Linked DNA regions of Mus musculus: region 2 is linked to region 1. A link is a loop called in an ENCODE intact Hi-C map of the cell type or tissue named here. Cell type or tissue: gastrocnemius. All regions are shown on one strand. Each heading gives the region's core, and the rest is flanking DNA. Links, peaks and the distances in the headings are about the cores only. Region 1 holds the start of Rala (v-ral simian leukemia viral oncogene A (ras related)). Region 2 holds the start of Cdk13 (cyclin-dependent kinase 13).

Region 1 (8,337 bases), core at 244-8,243:
TTTTATATTTAAGCGGGGCAGTGGTAGTGTCAGCACTCAGGAGACAGCGGCAGGCAGAGCTCAGAGTTTGAGGCCATCCTGTCTACAGAATGAGTTCCGGGACAGCCAGGGTTACACAGAGAAACACCTGTCTCAAAATCCCCACCCCTCAAAATAAATAAATAAAATTAATGGCTTATATAGGCTACTCTCATGATGTTGAGGAAATAAACCTTTACTTACATGTATGATTAAATCAATGATGAAAATTCCCTTGTAAAATGTACTCAGCTTTAAAAACTAAACAAGAAATCCTGTTCCTTGTTGGGGGCTGGAGACGGAACTCTGGTATTTGGAATGACAGCATCTCATTCCCATCTTTTAAACCAAGGGATGGGCATGCCCTCCCTCCATTACTTTCTTAAACTCCACACTTGCAGGGGAAAAGGCAACCAGACCTATAAGAATAGAGTTCTACAACTCTTTTTGTTTTTTAAAATATTCTTCCTACTGTCCTACATTGATCCCATCTACATTAGTGGAAGAAAGAAGGAAACAAATATAATTACAAACAGGGCCGGCTCCAACAGGTGCTGCAGAAGTACAAAGCCATCAGAGATCCTGTTCTGAGTTCCTTCTCTACCAGGACACCTACAAGCACAATGTTTGACCAGTTGTCATCTTGGTACACAACAGACTGTATGTAGGAGTACAGTTACATTGTGTTCGTAAGCACCTTGGAAATAAAGATGCCTGCAGCTCCCACTTGGCTAGTCACTGGTGACTCCAGGCCATCCTTCGGGACTAAGAGTGAGAAGCATAGTATCTTTTCTGGAAGCTCGGGTCAGTCAGAATCACTTTCCCCTTGACTTTTAGGATTAGCTGCAATTTTCAGTGCTCTTGGAAATTGTTACTGTACTTTTAAATCCTAGCTCTATTACACGCTAGCTTGTGAAATAACTTGACTTAGTGTTGGGGAAGACCATCCATCTGGAAGAGCTATGATGGAGATAAGAAATAATATAAGTATATTGGTATCATTACAATCCTCAGCAAAGTGCTTGATGGGCAATCAATATATAAGAACTATTATTACCAAGATAGGTGCTGAATTAAAGAAGGGAAATCTAACCTCTGGATAGTAATGTTATGAAACCAAAGGCTTCTCTCTCCTTAATCCAAGAATTATAGTATCTTATAAAACAATGGAAACTGTCTCCTACCTCTTCAAGATCAGTCTCTTCCCTAGTTAACACTCACAGCTTCCAGTATTTGTAAAATGATTGCTCTTTTTACTCATTTATAAAAGAATACAAGAACCTATTAGTTTGGTGGACCCATATACAAGAAGTGATATTGGTACATTTATTTGTACTCTGTTTATTTAAAACGCTACTTAGAAGACAGTGCAGGACCACCATATACTAGAAGACAAAGATACGTGCAGCTTAACCTGAGAATAATGCAACCATCTATAGGCCAAAACATTCCCTTAAAAATGGTGAGGAAAAAATTGGTGAACATTCTTTCCTATAATTCTTTCCTATGATTAGTTTCCCCCACACGGAGTGCCCTGGGGAAAAATAGTTGTAATGAAATACTACTTCAAAATAAACGTGCATTTGCACACCCAGCAGAGAGAGAAGCATGTGGATCTCCGAACATCAAAGTGCTGCTGATCAAAGATGCCAAGGTCACGTCGGGGTGTCAGAAGATTTCATGTATCCTTGACAAAAAATGAGCCACTCTGAGAAACCGTGCTTTTCACCTTATTTCTAAGCAGCATCAACTCCTAACTTCCTCTTTTTAAAGGCTGGGTACAGTTATCACAACCCCAAGAATATACTTGCAATCTTTTGCCAGTAAATCTCTTCCTTCTAACTCTGGATATACTCTAGAAATAAACATGAAACAATAAAATATAAATGAGTATTCGTCTAATCACAGTCCCTAAATATTTTTAACCTTTTCCAGGTCAGAATAGTGAAAATGAAATTCTTCCTGAATTTTTCCTTGATCTCCTGGAGAACAAAAAAGACAATGCAAAATTTTCATGTTCCAAGAATCCCAAAGTAACAAAACTGTGCTCTTAACAAAATTGTTTGGAGGCCTTGCTAGAGATGGAATCTAGTACCTTTTGCTTGGTATGCAAGTACCAGCCACAGTCAATCGCTTCTGGAAAGTGACTTTTCCATCAACTGTACACATTCACATCCATTCAGTGAAGAAATGTGGGGAGTTCTGAGCACTTTACGTGGTAACAGAGAAGATGAAAAGGCTCCTCCTCTGAAAACAACTGAGCCGTAGAAACATCTTAAGGGTCACAGGAGTCATTTATAAGAATATTGTATCAACAGATACAAACAGCATAGGTAATAGTACATATTAACAAGCATAAGCCAAAGGGAATGCCTTCTACACTGTGAGTAATAAATCTGTTAGTCAATTTTGGGAACGTGATTAAAGCTGTAATTTATTTACAGGAAAAGAATTTACAGAAATAAAGGTTCTCCCGGCACACGTACCCAAACTGTTTGTAAATTGTGTGCTTCCTGGCTTGACAGGTAGGGCGTGGCACCAGAGTTCTCACAGTAGCTCAAAGACACTCAGATGAGCTCTCACAAGTCTGGACGTTCTGGTTTCCATGCAAAGGCCAGTAAATTCTTTAATTCCTCCTAAGTCTCCCGACAACACAACCACCTCAGCGCCACCACGCCCGCCCACTCCAACACACGAATGCCCAAGTAAAGCACACAAATCGTATCTTCTACTCCTTGACATCTTTCAGGCACCGAACGCGGAAGATACCCCCATCACACAATGCCTACATTCCCTTCCTCTTCTAAAGGCTAAACCTGTACTAGAAGAGCCTTCGAGCATTCAGCTGGACGCGTCTAAAGACTTTAGTCTGAAAACGCCATTCCTTCCAAACACTGGCAGAGAAGCTCGAAAAGCAGCCGCTCTGTACCGGCAGAGTGGCTTGAAAGCGAGGGAGGTCGGGGTGGAGTGCGGCGCAGGGACTGCGGCGGCGGCGGCGGCGGCCCCAGGTCGCGGGCACCGCCCGGGCACAGCCCTGGGAGCCACCGGCGCTATACAGGTGACCTTCCGGAGACGCCGCCCGCTGTCGGGGCGCAGTCGGGTCCCAGCCCAGGCGGCAGGCGGGACGTGCAATCTCGGCGGCCGCGGGCCCGGCCCGTCGGACACACCCCCGCCGCGGCCCGGCCTCCCCGGCCGGCGAGCTCTCACCTGCACCGCGAGCCGCTCGACCCGCGGGCTCTTGGGCCTCGGCTGCGCCGATCGGACCGCGCTCGGAGTTCCGCGCGGGGCGCGGCAAGAGGAGTCCGGAGGGCGGCGGCAGCGGCGGCGGCCTGGGCGGCGGCGGAGGAGGAGGACTCCGGCGCTCCGCTCTAGGGAGACCCACCCTCCTCCCGGCCGCTCTGCAGCAGCCGCCGCAGATCACTTCCGGGGCGCGGGCCAGCGGGGCGGGGCGCCAGGCCGCACTTCCTGGCCGTGGGGCCGAGTACTCCATGGCGACTGCGAACAAAGGCTCTACGGGCGCGGGGGAGGCGCAGTGGTACAGCCTCCCGGTGGACCCACGGCGAGTCCCCGGGTTCGCGAGGCGTAGCCCGCCCCCCCCCCCCAAGGCCGTGCCGGGATTCCCGTGTCGCGGTGTTTTCGTCTTCCCCGGACATGGAGGGGTTCCTGGAGAAAGAAGGGGAGGGGGAGGCCGCCATCTTGCTTCTGGGGGCTGCTAGGTTCTCTTGCAAGAGTTTTCCAGTGTGTAGCCTGCAACGTGGTTTGTCGCAGATCAAGTCCGAGTTGGTGGATTGGTCGCTTGTCCTGGTTGGAGGGTCTCGGTAGCTGACCGAGTGGAGAACTGGCCTCAGCATATGGGCTTCGGGTTCCTTTTGGAGTAGACCCTTCGACACTAGATTTGGCACTGAGATAAGGCGACGGCTCCGTAACACACTAATGTCTTAAATTAGTAGTTAAACTGAATCGGTTGTTTTCTTTAAAACTGCCCACAAGTTCGAGATAGTTTGCCTAGTGTCTGTTAGCGGCCACACGTTCTTCCCTGGACTTTAAAATTCTCATTTCCTTTGGCCCCAAATGAAGAACCAACGGCTTGGTTGGTTGGCATGACTACTTAAAGGAATGAATGTACACTCAATCAAGTTTGCAGTCTAGAAACCTAGTACTTGGCGTTTGGAAGTATGAATGGAGGGAAGACTTGATAACTTTACTAACAATAGGTTAGAGTTTTAAACTTAAGTATGATCTTTTTTCCAGTACAAAAAGACGATGGTAAATGTGGATCCAAATAAAGGGAGTCCCCGCAGAACAGGGATCAGTGGTTCATGGAGAAGGCTGAGTGCCACTTATCTGTCTTAAAAGTTCTACAAGAGCTGATGAGAAAGATGAGGCTACAGAAGGAGACAGGAGTCAAGTCATGGCTGGCTTTTGTGTCTATTAAATTCTGGAAGTAGAATGGCTGGATACATCAAATTTTAAGCAGTTTATAAATGGAGGACCGATTAATGGGGGAGTTGGGCAGTATAGCAAACATAGAGTAGACAGTGAACTATTGCAGAAGAGGAAAGAGAAAGGTATTTTTAATAGTGCCAGTAACCAACCAAAAGATGATTCCCAGATGATGAAGCCATATAAGCATCATAAGCCAAATAAGAATTGTTTGCTGGGCAGCTGGAGGGTAAGAGAATTGGAAGTCAATGTTTTGTTTTTGGAAAGATGCAGGATAAAAGTGTACTTTGTGTATGTGGTTTTGTCCTGGCCATGTAACTGGGGGGTGACCTTGAACTTCAGACTCACCTAACTCCATCTCCCAAGTGCTGGTAATAGAGACTTGCACCATCAAGTCTGGTTTTGCTGGGGCTAGAACCCTGAGTTTCATACCTAGCCACCAAACACTCTTGCTCCTAGAGCTATAGCTCGATTGCGGAAAGGTGTACTTTACTGAAGAGGCGAAGAAGGATGGACATAGGTTACAGGAAAAGGGTTTCTTTAGTCTGAAGTGAAATGGTGTTATCTAGTGGTAGTTGCTGTGTGCTGGGTTCCAAGTTCTGGAGTGGGCAGGACGAGCTGAAGTTAGATATGCCATAGGTTTATATTGCCACTTTCAAGCAGATGCAGTCTCACTTCATTGAGCACAATTTCAAAACTTTTTCTCCTTTCTGCTTTACTTAAGAGAAAATTTTAAAATACTGTATTAATCTCACTGTCCATAGCCATTCTAATATTATTCTAGTACCTAGTGGTCTACATGAAGATATGAACAAATAACTGATGTGTGGAGGTCTCAAGAGGCAGGGGGAACTGAAATCCAAAACACAGATTGAAAAATGGCCTCTTACTGTAAAAAAGAAAAAAAGGCCTAAACAATGAATATGGTCAATAAGTTAGCTTCATTATATTCAGAAACTTGTATCCTTAATTTTTGAGTGAATTCTTACAATAAACTATGTAATATGTTACAAAGAAGAAAGCAACACATTTTATTCAAGTGTCCTACTTATTAATATTATCTTTCTTGATTCCCAAGACTCAAACTGCCTACATATTAGGGATATTTTGAGACTTCCCTTCTTTTGTAAAAGAAAAGGGTCTGAAATACATTAATTATGATGTGACCTTATCCCCCTTCCTTGACTCTGAGCTTAAACAGCTGCTTCCTCTCTAACAGCATTTGGTTCTTCTGGCTTCTCTGATCTGGTTTAATTCACTGATTGTTCCATCCAGATTGTATAAATACTTTCTCTTCTGCTCTGTCCTTATTTCTGCACTTATCTGGGAAAAACCAATCTGCTTATTAAATAGCTCTTTTTAACAAGGGTCATTTAAATTAAATTAGAACTCTGCATGAAGATGTGAAAGTATTCTGTTGACATATATATCCATACCCACACAAGAACAACTAGGAACTGATGCTAAGATGTGATAATAACCCTGAAATATAATATAAAATTGAACAAAGTTAAAGTGGATCTCAATTTTGATATTCACAGATGCTGTTCAAAGGTCATTTTCACACTATGTCAAAATGTATCAAAGAGCACTTTAATACATTAATTTGAGTTATTTCCAGTGATAAAATGCATAATCTTATTTATAACTAACAAGCATAAAACCTGTTTAGTACTAAAAGATTGAAAAATTATGCAGGGAATTAAACAGAATCAAGTGTATCTATTGTCTCATTTAAGAGAAATATTTCATTACAATCAGATTTTGGTTTCTAAATCATACAATGATAAAAGGATAACGTAAAATACCTTATGTACTCTAACTATATACTAAAAGTACAAAATACTACTCAATTATAGATCCAAAATTTTATATTATTAACATTTCTCATAATAGATCAAAAATAGGGCCTATTTTTGATCTATTATGAGAAATAGGTATAGCAGTGAATGCCTATAATTACATCACTGGGGAATTGGAAACATCAAGACTTCAAGGCCATCCTTGGCTACACAGTGAGTTCAAGGCCATTCTGGACTACGTGAGAATCTGTACAGTACACTCATAATCATATCAAAAATTCAAATTGGCATATTAAACAATACAAAAACTTCATTTATGTAAATCAAAGATTCCATAACATGAAGGAATATTACCATCTTTATATAATTTTTCTACACAGAAAGTGTTAATGACTGATGAAATTTTACCTGATTTAACCCAGAGCAGAGTAACTTCTAGAACAGGACAATGAACATTTGTATTTGTGTTTTTCTTATCCTTACTGCAGTCCAGTTATGGTTCTAAGGATTCTACAGATTTTATTGCATTAAATCTTAAAATTATACAAAAGAACTTGCTAAAAAAAATTGCAAGAAAAAATTTTCTTTTTGTCTCACCTCTCCATTCTGCATTTGCATACAATCACTAAGAAGGCAGCCAAGCCTGGTAAGAGTAATTTATCAGTGACTCATGAGGCTTGGGGCAGTTATTGGCTCTATTTAGCGTTCTGTACAATCTCAGATTTTACTGGAACCAGAGCTTCCCAAACCTACTCGTTCCCCAGAATCTGAGGGAGCAAATGCCTTCAGTTTATCCAACATATTTTAATTGGTGGAAATCGAGAAGTCTGAATTTCAATAACTCTAATGTACATTGGAAATCACTGAATAGTCTTTCCCTCTAACTGTATAGAAAGTCTGGAAATCTGTGGTCCAAGAGGGCCTCAAGTTGTCAGAACTCTGTTCTTTCTGTTCCCACTAGTGGAGCGACATCGACGAGGCCAACTACAACACCTGAGCCTAGATATACAAGCGATATAAATCCTTAGCCTCTACTTAACTTTACCTATCTATCTCCATGGCAAGACACCAACTAACTTAAAGTATAAAACTTCGGTTTTTGTTAACTTGACAGAAGTTAGTCATCCAGGAAGAGGAACCCTCAGTTGAGAAGATGCCCCACCAAATTGTCCTGTGGGCAAGCCTGAGGGGTGTTTTCTTGAACAGTGACTCATGTGGGTGGGACTAACTCACTGAGGTTGGTGTCACCCCCCAGGCAGGTCATCTAGAGTTTTATAAGAAAGCTGAGCAATTCATGGGAAACAAGCCATTAAGCATCATTATCCCAAGGCCTTTGGTTGAGTTCCTGCCTTCAGTTCCTACCCAGACTTTCTATATAATGGACTGAGGAAAGTATATGATGAAATAAACACTTTCCTCTTATGGTGGTTTGAATGAGAATGCTTCCTGTAGGCTTATATATTTGCATGCTTAGTCCCCAGTTGATGATCTGCTTGCAAGGATTAGAATTCAAGTTCTTGTTGGAGGAGGTGTGACACTAAGAAAGGTTTCAAAAAAAAGTCCACACTAGGCTTGTTGTGTCTTTAACTACCCTGTCTAAGCTCTGGGAACTGTCCATGCTACCAGCCCCAACCCAGCTTCCCTTGAATCCATGGATAAAACACACACACACACACACACACACACACACACACACACACACGGTTGTTCTTTTTCAACTTGCCTTTGGACACAATTGCTGGGCACTACTATCTCCCTCCTGGAAAAGCATGCCCTTAATAATATTCTTATCTCTACACCTCCCACCTGCCCTGAACTTTACTTGCTAAGATACATGTAGTCCCTGCTAAACATCCCTGTACCCTCCTGTAGGGGTGGCCATAGGCCCCCATCCTTTCAAGACCTCGTATGGATGCTTCATTTTTCTCTCTCCAAAGCATGGTGAACCTTTCTCCTCCCTCGAATCTGTCTCCTGTCCTCCAGGGATCCAGAAATCCCGACTATTCCTTCCACTCAGTAATTGGCCTATGGTTTCTTTACTGACAGATCAAAAACCAACTGGAGAACAGGACCT
Region 2 (8,337 bases), core at 81-8,080, 140 kb before region 1:
TTGAGTATGGATACACTTCCTTTAAAAAAATCTACATGGGTAATTCATCAGTATGTGGGCTTGGAAAATGTCATATTGAAGTTTCTTATACCATAGCACGTTGTCTATATTAATTATTTATTCAAATGAAGCAGGTAATAGAGAGTCACAGTGGTAGATTCTATGTTCAGTCAACTCTATCTATCATCCCTTCACTTACCTATTCAACGATTATTAAGAGTGTATAACCACCCAAATACAGTGCTGAGCACTAGGAATTCAATGATGGGGAAGACAGGCCAGATGCCACTTGTGGAGCTTACAATCTCGTCTATTCATTAAAGAGCCAGTCATCTGACTCTACTACTAAACCTAGAAACAAATAAAACTTTTTGCATTAAGCTGGACAAGTGAATTCATGTTCCTCAGCAGTAAGTACATTTGCTATTTTTCTAAATCTTGTTTTTCAAGTAACTATTTAGTCATCAATTCTGGTCCTCAAATTTTAAGAATAGCATTTAACAAGCAACACAATGCAAACAAACAAACCAAACAAACAAAAACAAAATAAAAAACCTGAAGTCCATACCTTGTAATAATAATAAAAAAAAAATTCCAAAGCTATTGGCCCAGAGAGAAGACCTGGAAACATGACAACTATCTTCCAAGATTTAAAGAACTAGTTCACAAACTTGTTGTGTACATTCCAAAGCATTATACACAGATGCAGATTTCTATTTCCATATGAAGACTTTTAACAATTCAAACTATTCACAATTCAACCACTTTAGATTTCTTTAGGGAAATCTATACTTTATAAAATAAAAAGGCAAGTATTAAATATTACTGTTTAGCAAACTAAGTCGTCAATGGTTTTGCTAAGAAGCCTAACAAATCATGCAGTAAAGAAACTGGGAAAATCATCTCTGAACTCAAGTCCAACAAAGACTGCCCAAACAATGTGTTCCCACCTACTGATGTATTCAGGAGTGAACCACATAGCCAGTTGTTAGAAATGTTGACCAATATTACTGAAAAGCTTCTTCCAAAAATGAACCCTTTGGAAATACAGCTGGTCAATACACACACCATGAAGACTCCCTAGTAAATGTACTTTCTATATGCTAGCTCTATGAGGACAGTAACTTTGTCTTTCTTCACTGCTACACTGCCCTGCCAAAACTATCACTGACATATAATATGTGCTCTTAGATATTTGCTAAGCATGCAGTCCTAATCACACAAACTGTACTATGTAGTACACACCACCAACCTTACTAAACCTTACCAAATCTAACCACGTTATTTAAATTGCCATTACATACTTAAATGACTATATAAAGTTATAAAACTTTAAAAACCTAGTCAATCCTAGGACTAGTTTACCAAACCATAAAACCTAGATGGCCCAAATATGTTAAGTAATATAAGAAGCTACAAGACCTGCAAAGTACTCAAAAGCTACTTTTAATTCACTCTACAAAATAGATATGTATCAATATACACACATTTTCAGACTGTTACCGTATAACAATGGCTTAACAGCTATATAAAAGCAGTATTCAAATTTCAGATTATATTATCTCTACAAAAATTTCTGAACACGTTCATGAGAATTGTTATTACTTAAAAGGCCTAACTTTACAGTGAGCAGTTTCAGATTTATAGTGGCCTGAGAATGTACTAAGCCATTCACGCAGTTACGCTGTACCACTATATCCACTTATATATATTATTGGCAACTGGGTACTGGACATAGCTGTCATTTCCCCCTCCTTTTTAAAACCATGACTTTGAAAGATCAGATTTAAAAAAAAAAACCTACCCAACACAAGAATCACTCTCATATATAATTTATCTTCAAACTATTTTTATCAACATCTACTTACATGTATTTTGAGTATTAAACTTTACAAAAGCTGCTTTTCCCATCCCCGTATTAACCACATGAAACATCTGCAATCCTTATCTAACTGACATCACCTCCTGAATCTGATTGCTCTTTAATATAAGTCCCTGTATATTAGTAAAGCACCAACAAAGTGACGTTTTCTCCATAAGCAGGTATTAAGACAAATTAAGCCAAAATAGCAATGCTGGAAAAGGAGAGCATTTTGCACTAACCTGCTGACAGTTAAAAGCAACAAGTTAAAAACTTTGAACTCTTAGGACTCATCCCTGCCTAGGCTGGTCGCTTGGTCCCTCCCACCCTCACAGGTGCATTCAGCACTCCCCTCTCCGCTAGAAACCCACCCTCCGACCCGGAGCGCTGGCCTGGGAAGCGGACCGAGTAAACCAGAGGCGCCTCGCCCCACCTTCCCCGCCTCCTAGGGTTGGGGGGACAGGACTCACCTGAGTACTGGGCTGTAGGGGCTGCGCGAGCGCCGCCAGCTGCTGCTGCTGTACGGGCTGGGGGATACGTCGCCGCCCCGCTCGTAGGAGCTGTGGCGGCTGTAGCTGGGCGAGCGGCGCCGGCTATAGGGGCTCGGGGAGCGCGGCAGCCGCCGGGAATAAGGACTGCTGCCACCTCCCGCCGGACTGGGGGACTTGCGGCTCCGAAGGCTCTGCGAGGCCCTGTGGGACACCGGGCTTTCGTCCCGGCCTCCCAGCGGGCTCAGGGACCGCTGCCGCCGCCTGTAGGCCTTCGGCTCGCTCTTGTCCTCCCGGTAGGCCTTGGGCGGCTCCTTGTAGGCCGAGGGCGGTTCCTTGGACGACTTAGTCCGGCTGCGGTGGGCCTTGAGGTCCCGGTCCTTGCGGCTGCTACTGCTGCTGGACGTAGCCGACGCGCTCTTGCGGCGGCCGCCGCTGCTGCTGCTGCTGCCGCTCTTGGCGGCCTCCGCCCGCTCCTCGCCGCTGTGTCCGTGGCGGCTGCGGGCCTTTGAGGCCTCGCTGCCGCTGCGCGTCCCGTCCCGCCGCCGGTGCTCGCGGTGGCGCTCCTTGCTGCGGCCGCTGCTGCTGCGGCGGTCCCGGCGCGGCCTGCGCTCCGACCCCTCCGCGCGCCTCTGCGTGCCGGAGGAGGAGGCCGGACTCCCGCCGTTGCCCCCCGTTCCCCCGGCAGCCGTCGCCGCCGTTGCCGCGCTGGCGCCCCCCAGCAGCAGCCCCTGCTCGGACTGGGAGCTCACATCCTCGTACTCCACCAGCGGGGTCACACCCCCGCCGCTACTGGCACCGCCACCGCCGTCCTGCTGCGGCTGGGGCAGCGAGAAGACCCGGCGCTTCTCCGCCTCCTGCCCGGCGCGGGGCCCGCGGCGCCGCTTCTGCCGCCCTCCGGGGCGCCTCTTGCCTCTCGCCAGCCGCTTGACCTCCAGAGGAGGGCCCGGGCTGAAGCAAGAGGAGGAGGCCGCGGCGGCGGCGGCTGCGGCGGCGGCCGCGCCGGGGGCAGCCAGGAAGAGCAGAGGCGGCGGGGGCGGCGGCGGTTGCAGGAGCTGCGGCTGCAGGAGCGGCAACAGCAGCGGCGGCTGCTGAGGGGACAGGAATCGCCTCCGCTTGCGGCGCTCCTCCAACTTCTTCTCGGCCCAGCTCAGGCCCCCGCCTCCCCCCAGCGCCGTGTCCGAGCTACTCGGCATCGCCTAGAGCCCGCCGCAGAGTGCGGCGCGGGTGCGGCCTCCTCCGGGGTCAGACCCTGGCCATGTCCCCCGCCGGGAAGGGGGACGGCAGCCGCGGCGGAGGGGTAGCGAGCAGCAGGGCCGGCCGGGAGTCGCGCCACGATAATCCGGGTCGGGACGCGCGTCCCCGGTTCCAGTCGCGGTGTGTGCGCAGCGGCGTCAGGGCCTGGCGCGGGAGGATCCTATCCTCGGCGGAAAGCCGGCCGTGCCGGGCGGCGGCGGTGGCGGCGGCGGCGGCGGCCTCGGGCTCCGGCGGCGCAACGCGGAAGTGCCACCGCGGGCCGCGCTTCACTCCATCGTCCTGACGTCGGGGGCGAGCTCGCGGGAGGGCAGTGGGCGCGACCACAGCACGCCTCCGTCGCCGGCCGGCCGCGGCGCGTCCACGTCGTCCTGTGGCGGCGGCGGCGACACCCCGCGGCGCTCGGACGGGCCTGGGCCTGGCGCCCCGAGGGCACTGCGCGCAGCTTCCGGAGCGGGGGCGCGGCTCGCTGTCCTCCGCCCCTCCACGCGGGCTCCGCGCGCGCCGCTCGCCCCTCCCTGCCCTCCGCGTTCTCCCTGCGGGACGGCGACGCGACTGGCTGGCCGAGCCCTCGCCGCGCACCACCCACTCGCCGCGTTCCTCAAGACTTTTGCCCCTAAACCCAACGCTAGGTCGGCGGCGCGCACGCTCGTCACGTTCGGGGACGCCGATGGAGAGAGCGAGCGCGGGCGAGGGGAGGTGCTGCGTGCTCGCGCCCGCCGGGACCCTGGCCGTCACCGGAAGTGACGCGAGGAGCCACTCCACTTCCGGCAGGGGTGGGACGGAGGAGCAGGGTTAAAGAAAGGAGAGGAGGCGTGGGCTGCGCTGTGCTGTCGCTGGAGGCCTTCCCTCCGGCGCCACTCATGGCGCTTGTTGCTCGCCTCCAGTGAAAAGGTCACGGCAGGACCCGGGAGAACCTTGACGACTACCTTTTCCCCAGCCACGGGATCGGAACATCTGTGAGAGCAGACTCCCCACAGAGGGCGAATGTGACGTTAGCTTGACTAGACTCACGTACGCCCAAGTTCAAGGACCCATCGTAACCTAAAAATATACTTGGTGTTCATAGCTTCGAGCTTCCGCGACACTGACGTTTCGGAACCTTTAAAAAGCCTTACACAGGGCTGGAGAGGTGGCTCAGAGGTTAAGAACACTCACTGCTCTTCCAGAGGTCCTGAGTTCAATTCCCAGCAACAGTATGGTGGCTCACAACCAGCTGTAATGGGGATCCCTCTTCTGATGTGTCACATACATGAAATAAGTAAATCTCTTTATAAAGCAAAAGCATTAAGTAAATCTGAAAGATGAGTCAAAATATCAAGGAGGACTACTAAAAATCCCAGGAACCTTAAAAACATTTTGTAGTAGTGGAAGCTGCCCTCTTTGTACTTTCACCTGTAATTATATCTAACTAAAGCTATGAGCTGTCAGCTACATAATGCCCTCATCTCTTGCCTTAAGATTGCCCTTCAGTTAGAGGCTAGGTATTCGGGGTAATTAGATTAAAATCTAAAAGGCTTATTGGTCATTAATACTGGAAAGAAGATAAACATTGCTCAGTGGGTACATGTAATTACCCCTTAACAAATTTATTCAGATCATCAGCTGGCTTTTAGTTCTTAAATACTTAGTAATCAAGTTGACCTCAGCATCATCTCACAAACTGATGGAAGCTCAGACTTTGAAGTTTACAAAAGATACTTGCTAGAAGATAGGTTTGAATAGCTACTTCTGACAAAGACAGGCCTGAGTGGAACACCCAGTGGAACCTTCTACACAGAAGGGGGCAAAGCAAAGATACTGGGAAACGAAATTTCAGAAGTATGTTACCTAAAGCAAATTTCTTCTTGACATCATTGTTAACTCGGAGTACTAAGGAGGAGAGCTTTTCAGAAAAATATCAACCTGTCCCATTATGCTGCTTTTCAAAGCCTGATGCAATGGCATATGTCTATTCCCAATACAATGGAGGTTAAAACAGGTCAAGGACGATGGTGAGTTCTGGCCTATCAGAACTCTACATAATAACACCCTCTCCCCCATCCCATCTTGCCAAGAAAAAAACAGAAATAAGGCTGGAATAGAAAAGAAGAGGCAAATAGATGTTTGTATAATAGTTCCTCTAGCATAAGCTACTCACTGCACTTAGGAATGTCATCTGTTCTTGTCCGTACAAAAAACACTTGGTCCATAGTGAATGTATAGTGGTTACTCCAGGCTGCGAGTAGAAAACTTAAGAAAATATCTTAATAAGATTCTGCCATCTTTCCTCAAGCTCACTTGCTTGGAAATGCTTTTAGTAGGATTCAAACTCCAAAGTAATGGAAATTATCTTTAAATTTGATGTTTCTATAAGAATATCTGCTACCTTCATCGAAAGAGATTTTTAAATTGCCACTTGGAACTGGGGTTTTGGGTTTTTTTTTTTTTCAGTTTGCTGTTAGTGTGCTTTTCATGTAATTATGTTTGTCTGTATTACCTTGTGGTTTTAAAAATATTTTTTCTTTGTTTATCTGACAGATCATTATCATACCACATAAGCTGTTCTTTATAGTTTGGGGCTAAGGGGAGGATGGGGTCTCAGTTGTTAGAGAGCTTGCCTGGTATTCAAAAGTCCTGGATTTGAGCACCAGCCACAAAAATAGAAGATGATAGTGGAGACCTGCATGGTAGGTAGGTAGGAAACTACTATACAATTTTAGTGTAGAGTTGAAGATTATCCACAGTCTAGAAAGTCTATTAAAATACCCACCTTCCAGTAATATATCTGATTTACATAGTTTATCCAAACAAAAGATTAAAACATTGCATAAGATGGCAGCTTGACACTGGAGATAGAATTCCACAGTTAGAGCATTTATTTTTCTTTCAGAAGACCTGGGTTCAAATCCAAGAACCCACATGGTAGCTCACAGCCATCTATACTTACAAGGAATCCAATGCGCTCTTCTGGCCTGAGAACACATACGTAAAAGATAGAAATATTTTTTAAAAACCAAATTTCAATTACATTAAAATGGGCAGTGAAGAGGTTTGCAAGCCTAGTCCCTGCACTTAGGAAAAAAAGACAGGAGGATCAGAAGTTCAAGGTCAGCTTTGGCTACATCCCAAATTAAAGACACATGAGGCCTTGTCTTGGGGGGGGGGGTTGCGCAGGGAAGGGGATGGGGACAGATGTTGCAGAATATAAAACAAATCTTTAAATGCTTTATAGGAGTTAGGGTTTTTTTGTTGTTTGTTTGTTTTGAGTCTATGTAGCCTTAGCTGTCCTTGTAGACCAAGCTGTCCTCACAGAGATCTACCTGCTTCTACCTCTCAGGTACAGGGATTAAAGGTATATGCCCAACAAAAGAATTACTTTAAGTGGATGCATTTTTATCCTCTTTTTCTTTCTTCATTTTATTTATCTACATAACATCCAAGCTGGCCTTAAACTTAAAATCTTCCCAATTTTGCCTTGTAAATCCTGGGATTATAGGCAAACACCAGTTGGATTTTTTGTTTTTAATTCTCTCAAATTCTGTTTATAATATAGCAAAAAATACCAGTAAGTGACATTTTTTTAAAATTGTTATTTGCAGTTTTCACCAATTTTTAAGAGTATAAAGGACTTTGGGTCAAATGCTACAATGAAATCACAGACATAAAAATTTGATCATTGCCTTTAAGCTTGTAAATGGTGCACAGTTCATAAGTAGGCTACATACTCCCTCCATGATCCTGTAAATAGGAACTTTTACAGTATTTGCTAATATTGCTTCTCCTTTAGAGAAACTGGCTGATTTACAGCTTCCCTTAGTCTTGAAACATCTTTAAATTCTCAGCCCTGCTGGGCGTGGTGGTACACGCCTTTAATCCCAGCACTCGGGAGGCAGAGGCAGGCAGATTTCTGAGTTCAAGTCCACCCTGGTCTACAAAATGAGTTCTAGGACAGCCAGGGCTATACAGAGAAACCCTGTCTCGGAAAAAAAAAAATTCTCAGCCCTTCTTATTCCCCATCACACAAGCGCGCGCGCGCACACACACACACACACACACACACACACTTGCTCACAGAGAGGAGAGAGAGAGAGAGAGAGAGATCAGCAAATTACTACTTAAGCCCAGTGAACTTTTAAATAAACAAAATCCAACTGGCATTTACTGAACTTTTAGCATTCACCTCATTCTATGCTAAGTATTGTCTCATTTAATACAGCAGCACCTATAAGTAAGATGTCCATGTTCTAAGGTTTTCCAGTGATGGTCCTAGTTTACTATGTTCAAGTTAATAAAACACTCAGTCATGAGTTTTCCCTCCTGAATATAAATTGTCATGTCAATCTTCCTGTAAAAATTACCAGTGGTTTACCAGTAAGAGTAAGACATACAGAAACTGGCCCAAAATATACTTCTAGAAAATATGATCCCTTGTTCTGTCCAGATTTGAAGACCATGCTTTCAAGAATGCAAGCTGTTTTATACATTACCGCCTCTGAACTTTATTAAACCAAATGGTAGTAATATATTCCAGAATTAAATTAGAAAAATATAATGCTTCTATAGCTTGAATGTTTCCTCCAAAAATTCATGTACTAGAAACTCAATTCCCAAATCATATGTCAATGGTAACTGAAGGCAGGGCCTTTGGGAAGTAATTAAGAATTAACGTCATAAGAGCTGACTCCTAGCTGGGCATGGTGGCGCATGCCTTTAATTCCAGCACTCAGGAGGCAGAGACAGGCAGATTTCTGA

The links. Hi-C counts contacts between places; a loop is a spot of excess contacts. Peaks named below come from ENCODE experiments on the same cell type or tissue, not always from the same donor. Only the 100,000 strongest peaks of a DNase experiment are listed, where the experiment ranks them.
Region 2: it touches region 1 in a loop (3-fold over the local background); 6 of 42 quality-filtered maps call a loop at or near these places.

What each region holds. Positions count from the first base shown.
Region 1 is chr13:17,940,792-17,949,128 of GRCm38, forward strand. Rala (v-ral simian leukemia viral oncogene A (ras related)) reads right to left here and starts at 3,426. Exons shown (of 5, transcript NM_019491.5): 1 at 3,226-3,426. In gastrocnemius, for the core only: no CTCF peak of the experiment used is centred there; a DNase peak (open chromatin) is centred at 3,454; H3K4me3 peaks cover 2,474 bases; H3K27ac peaks cover 2,097 bases.
Region 2 is chr13:17,801,107-17,809,443 of GRCm38, forward strand. Cdk13 (cyclin-dependent kinase 13) reads right to left here and starts at 3,991. Exons shown (of 14, transcript NM_027118.1): 1 at 2,332-3,991. The coding sequence starts at 3,545. In gastrocnemius, for the core only: a CTCF peak has its summit at 2,517; DNase peaks (open chromatin) are centred at 2,552, 3,135, 3,609 and 4,280; H3K4me3 peaks cover 5,150 bases; H3K27ac peaks cover 4,813 bases.